Regions from separate parts of the Homo sapiens genome. Here region 2 is linked to region 1. The links are chromatin loops, found by intact Hi-C in ENCODE. Cell type or tissue: mammary epithelial cell. All regions are shown on one strand. Region 1 overlaps HAUS8 (HAUS augmin like complex subunit 8). Region 2 overlaps CPAMD8 (C3 and PZP like alpha-2-macroglobulin domain containing 8).

The links. Hi-C counts contacts between places; a loop is a spot of excess contacts. Peaks named below come from ENCODE experiments on the same cell type or tissue, not always from the same donor. Only the 100,000 strongest peaks of a DNase experiment are listed, where the experiment ranks them.
Region 2: it touches region 1 in a loop (6-fold over the local background); 2 of 110 quality-filtered maps call a loop at or near these places.

Annotation. Positions count from the first base shown.
Region 1 is chr19:17,051,379-17,053,878 of GRCh38, reverse strand. HAUS8 (HAUS augmin like complex subunit 8) reads left to right here. Exons shown (of 11, transcript NM_033417.2): 10 at 913-1,054. Among named protein-coding and RNA genes, the nearest start is that of HAUS8, 23 kb to the left of the region's middle. In mammary epithelial cell, a CTCF peak has its summit at 1,218 (motif pointing right); no DNase peak of the experiment used is centred here.
Region 2 is chr19:16,909,830-16,912,329 of GRCh38, reverse strand. All of the region lies in intron 29 of CPAMD8 (C3 and PZP like alpha-2-macroglobulin domain containing 8), which reads left to right. It also overlaps the pseudogene RN7SL823P. Among named protein-coding and RNA genes, the nearest start is that of F2RL3, 22 kb to the right of the region's middle. In mammary epithelial cell, a CTCF peak has its summit at 1,414 (motif pointing left); no DNase peak of the experiment used is centred here.

The sequences.
Region 1 (2,500 bases):
ATCCTGGCCAAGACGGTGAAACCCTGTCTCTACTAAAAATACAAAAAAAATAGCCAGGTGTGGTGGCAGGTGCCGGTAATCCCAGCTACTCAGGATCCTGAGGCAGGAGAATCGCTTGAACCCGGAAAGTGGACGTTGCAGTGAGCCAATATTGTGCCACTGCACTCCAGCCTGGGTGACAGAGCAAGACTCTGTCTCAAAAAAAAAAAAAAAAGAAAAAAAGAAATTTCCCGCATCCGATGAGGACACAAGTCACTGGATTAGGCCCCACCCATCTTAACTCCCCCCCATCCACAAAACCCTGTTTCTGGTTAAGGTCATGTTCACTAGGAGTGGAGGATTGGAGTGAAACGTACGTATTGGGGAGGGCATAATTCGGTCCACAGCCGGAGGGAGAAGAGGCTGGCTGATACGGCACTTAAAAGGCTCCCAAAATGTGACTCTCATGTACGACTGGCCTTGATGTGATGTATGTCAGGGTAGAGAGGCGTGTTGTCCTAGTGCAGGTGACACAGGTCCCGCAGTTGCAGGCATCCTTCTGCTCAGTGGTGCAGGCAACAAGGACTGTTTTTCAGTTGCTCATGGTCTGGCTTGGAGGCCTCAGGCATTCTCCCTGGCACAGCACAGCCCTTTTCACATTTGCATTGGTTTCTGTTGAGGACACCAGAGTGACATTTCAGTTCTGGTCCAATGCCCTCCTGGATAGATGGATGTGCCTGTCCCACAATCTCAGAGCACGGGATGGATAAGGGACGAATGTCTTCCTTGGCTTCTGCTTCTTCCCTGTGCGCTCTCCACGGTTCCAGCGCGATAGCCGAGCATCATGACAGAAGTCTGTCGGCCGCTCCACTTGTGTGTGCCTTGCGTGGGGCACCTTGCCATCCATCGCCCACCATCCCTCTTCCCCTCCAGACGCCCTGCAGCATGAACTGGTGACCACTCAGCGCCTCCTGGGAGAACTTGATGTTGGTGATTCGGAAGAAAATGTGCAGGTGCTGGACTTACTGAGCGAACTCAAGGACGTGACGGCGAAAAAGGACCTTGAGCTCCGAAGGTACCTCGGAAAATGCTTTAAGAAAGAGGTGGCACCCTGTTTGCTCAGGGCTGTTGGTGGCTGCACTGTTGGGGTGGTGCCGAGTTCCTCTAGGAGTTCAGAGGAGGTTCAGTCCCCTGAGCGAGCTGCTCTTTTCCCAGACGCTGCATGATACAAGAATGGCCAGCAGGTGTCATTGTCATCTGTATTGTGGATAACAAAATCTCCATCCAAAAGCACCCGCCTTGCCTTCCCTTTCTTTTTTTTTTGAGACAGGTTCTCACTCTGTCGCCCAGGCTGGAGTGCAGTGGCAGATCTCAGCTCACTGCAACCTCAAATTGCTGGGCTCAAGTGATCCCACCTCAGCCTCTTCAGTAGCTGGGACTGCAGGTGTGCGCCACCATGCCCAGCTAATTTCCCTTTTCTAGCCTACTTCTCAGTCATTTTTGAGCTAATGGGGACTCTAGGTGAAGTGAGGATCAAATATGCTATAAGACGTGTCCTAGATTCACAGAGTATAAGACTCAAGCAGAGCAGGGGGAAGAGAGAACAAAAGAGCTCAGAAAAATCCATGGAAGGGCCAGGCGCAGTGGCTCACGCCTGTCATCCCAGCACTTTGGGAGGCCGAGGTGGGAGAATCACTTTAGGCCAAGAGTTCAAGACCAGCCTGGGCAACATGGTGAGACCTTGTTTCTATTTATTTATTTATTTATTTTGAGACAGAGTTGCTCAGGCTTAAGTGCAATGTCATGATTTTGGCTCACTGCAACCTCCACCTCCTGGGTTCAAGCAATTCTCCTGCCTCAGCCTCCGAACTAACTGGGATTACAGGTGCACACCACCACGCCCGGCTAATTTTGTATTTTTAGTAGAGACAGTGTTTCACCTTGTTGGTCAGGCTGGTCTTGAACTCCTGACCTCAAGTGATCTGCCCACCTCAGCCCCCCAAAGTGCTGGGATTACAAGCGTGAGCCACCATGCCGGGCCTCTCTATTTAAAAAACACAAAAATTAGCCAGGCACACTGGTGCATGCCTGTGGTCTCAGCTACTCAGGAAGCAGAGGTGGGAGAATCATCTGAGCCTGGGGAGGTCAAGGCTGTAATGAGCTGTGGTCGTGCCACTGCATTACAACCTGAGCAGTAGAGTGAGACCCTGTCTCAGGAAAAAAAAAAAAAAAAAAAAAATCTATGGAAGTTCTCAAGCAGCTGGAAGAGAAAGGGTGTCACCTATCATTCACATCCTCAGAGTAACCCAGCAGCACAGGCGCCCTCACATCAGCCCTGTTGGTGTTTTCAATGCCTTCCAGGGTAAGGTCCCAGGAGGATGTTTTTTGAACTTCTGATTGATAGAAATGGCCCAGATCTTAAAGGACTGTGCAGTGGCTTGCACAGAGCACATATCCTTGTGCGTCCAGACCCCCAAAACCCATCAAGATCTCCCCCCGCTTTTTTTTTTAACCTCCCCCA
Region 2 (2,500 bases), 140 kb after region 1:
CTGCCCTGCAGGGCAGCAGTTGTTTCTCCCTGGTCTTCTGAGTTCTGGTCTCTTAGATCAGCAGTATCCAACCTTTTTGGCACAAGGGACCAGTTTTGTGGAAGACAATTGTTCCATGGACTGGGGAAGAGGGGGTAGTTTTGGGAGATTCAAGAGCATTACATTTATTGTGCACTTTATTTCTATTATTATTACATTATAATATATAATGAAATAATTATACAACTCACCATAATATAGAATCAGTGGGAGCCTGAGCTTGTTTTCCTGCAACTAGACTGTCCTTTCTGGGAGTGATGGGAGACAGTGACAGATCATTAGGCTTTAGATTCTCATAAGGAGTGTGCAACCAGCTGGGTGCAGTGGTTCACACCTGTAATCTCAGCACTTTGGGAGGCCAAGGCAGGCAGATCACTTGAAGTCAGGAGTTTGAGACCAGCCTGGCCAACATGATGAAACCCTGTCTCTACTAAAAATACAAAAACTGTCTGGGTGTGGTGGCTCACGCCTGTAATCCCAGCACTTTGGGAGGCTGAGGCGGTGGATCACAAGGTCAGGAGATCGAGACCATCCTGGCTAATCTGGTGAAACCCCGTCTCTACTAAAAATACAAAAAATTAGCCGGGCATGGTGGCAGGCGCCTGTAGTCCCAGCTACTCGGGAGGCTGAGGCAGGAGAATGGCGTGAACCTGGGAGGCAGAGCTTGCCGTGAGCCGAGATGGTGCCACTGCACTCCAGCCCGGGCAAGAGTGCCAGACTCTGTCTCAAAAAATAAAATAAAATAAAAATAAAAATACAAAAATTAGCTTGTGTGGTGGCGCATGCCTGAAGTCCCAGCTACTTGGGAGGCTGAGGCAGGAGAATCGCTTGAACCTGGGAGGCAGAGGTTGCAGTGAGCCAAGCTCGTGCCACTGCACTCCAGCCTGGGCAACCAAGCCAGACTCTGTCTCAAAAAAAAAAAAAGAACAAAAAAAAAAGGAGTCTGCCAGCAAATGCCTCACATGCTCACAGTTCACAATAGGGTTCATGCTCCCACGAGAATCTAATGCTGCTGATGGTCCGATGGGAGGTGGAGCTCAGGTGGTAATACAAGCGATAGGGAGTGGCTGTAAATACAGATGAAGCTTTGCTGGCTCACCTGTCACTCACCTCCTGCTGTGCAGCCCCTTCCTAACAGGCCACCAACCGGTACCAGTCTGTGACCCGGAGGTTGGGGACCCCTGTCTTAGATCGTTCCCCAAAGGAGGCAAAACCTGCTGTCTTCATTTCCTGTGGCTGCCATAACAAATTGCCACAAACTGGGTGGCTTAAAACAACAGAAATACATTCTCATTGCTTTGGAGACCAGAAGTGCAAAATCAAGGCATTGGCAGGCCCTTGCTCCCTCTGCAGGCTCTAAGGGAAGAGCTTTCTTTGCTGCCTCCAGCTTCCAGGGACCCCAGGCATTCTTTGGCTTGTGGCTGCATCACTCTAGCCCCTGCCTTTGTCTGCGTGTGACCTTCTCCTCTGTCTTCTCCCCTTCTCGTCTCTTAAACAACACTTGTTGCCATGTGCAGCAGGGCATTCCTGTAGTCCCAGCTACTCGGGAGGCTGAGGCAGGAGGATTGCTTGACCCAGGAGTTCTGGGCTGTAGTGCACTGCACCAATCAAGTGTCTGCACTAAGTTCAGCATCAATATGGTGACCTCTTGAGAGCAGGATGACCAAGTTGTCCAAAGAGGGATGAACTGGCCCAGGTCAGAAATGGAGCAGGTCAAAACTCCTGTGCTGATCAGTAGGGAGATCGTGCGTATGAATAGCCACTGCACTCCAGCCTGGGCAACATAGTGAGACCTGTCACTAATTTAAAAAAAAAAAAAAAAGGCGGGCCCAGTGGCTCCTGCCTGTAATCCCAGCTCTTTGGGAGGCTGAGGCGGGCAGATCACCTGAGGTTGGGAGTTCGAGACCAGCCTGACCAACATGGAGAATCCCCGTCTCTACTGAAAATACAAAAATTAGCTGGGTGTGATGGCGCATGCCTGTAATCCCAGCTACTCGGGAGGCTGAGGCAGAAGAATCGCTTGAACCTGGGAGGCGGAGATTGCGGTGAGCTGAGATCACGCCATTGCACTCCAGCATGGGCAACAAGAGTGAAACTCCATCTCAAAAAAAAAAAAAGTTAAAGGTTCTTGTCATTGGACGCCAAGCACAGTGGCTCATGCCTATAATCTCAGCACTTTGGGAGGCTGAGGCAGGTGGATCACATGGGTCCAGGAGTCCGAGACCAGCCTGGCCAATATGGCAAAAGCTTATCTCTACTAAAAGTACAAAAATCAGCCAGGCACCATGGCACGTGCCTGTAATCCCAGCTACTCGGGAGGCTGAGGCAGGAGAATCGCTTGAACCTGGAAGGTGGAGGTTGCAGTGAGTTAAGATTGCACCACTGCACTCCAGCCTGGGTGACAGTATGAGATTGTTTTAAAAACAAACAAAAACTCCCGTGCCGATCAGCAGTGGGATTG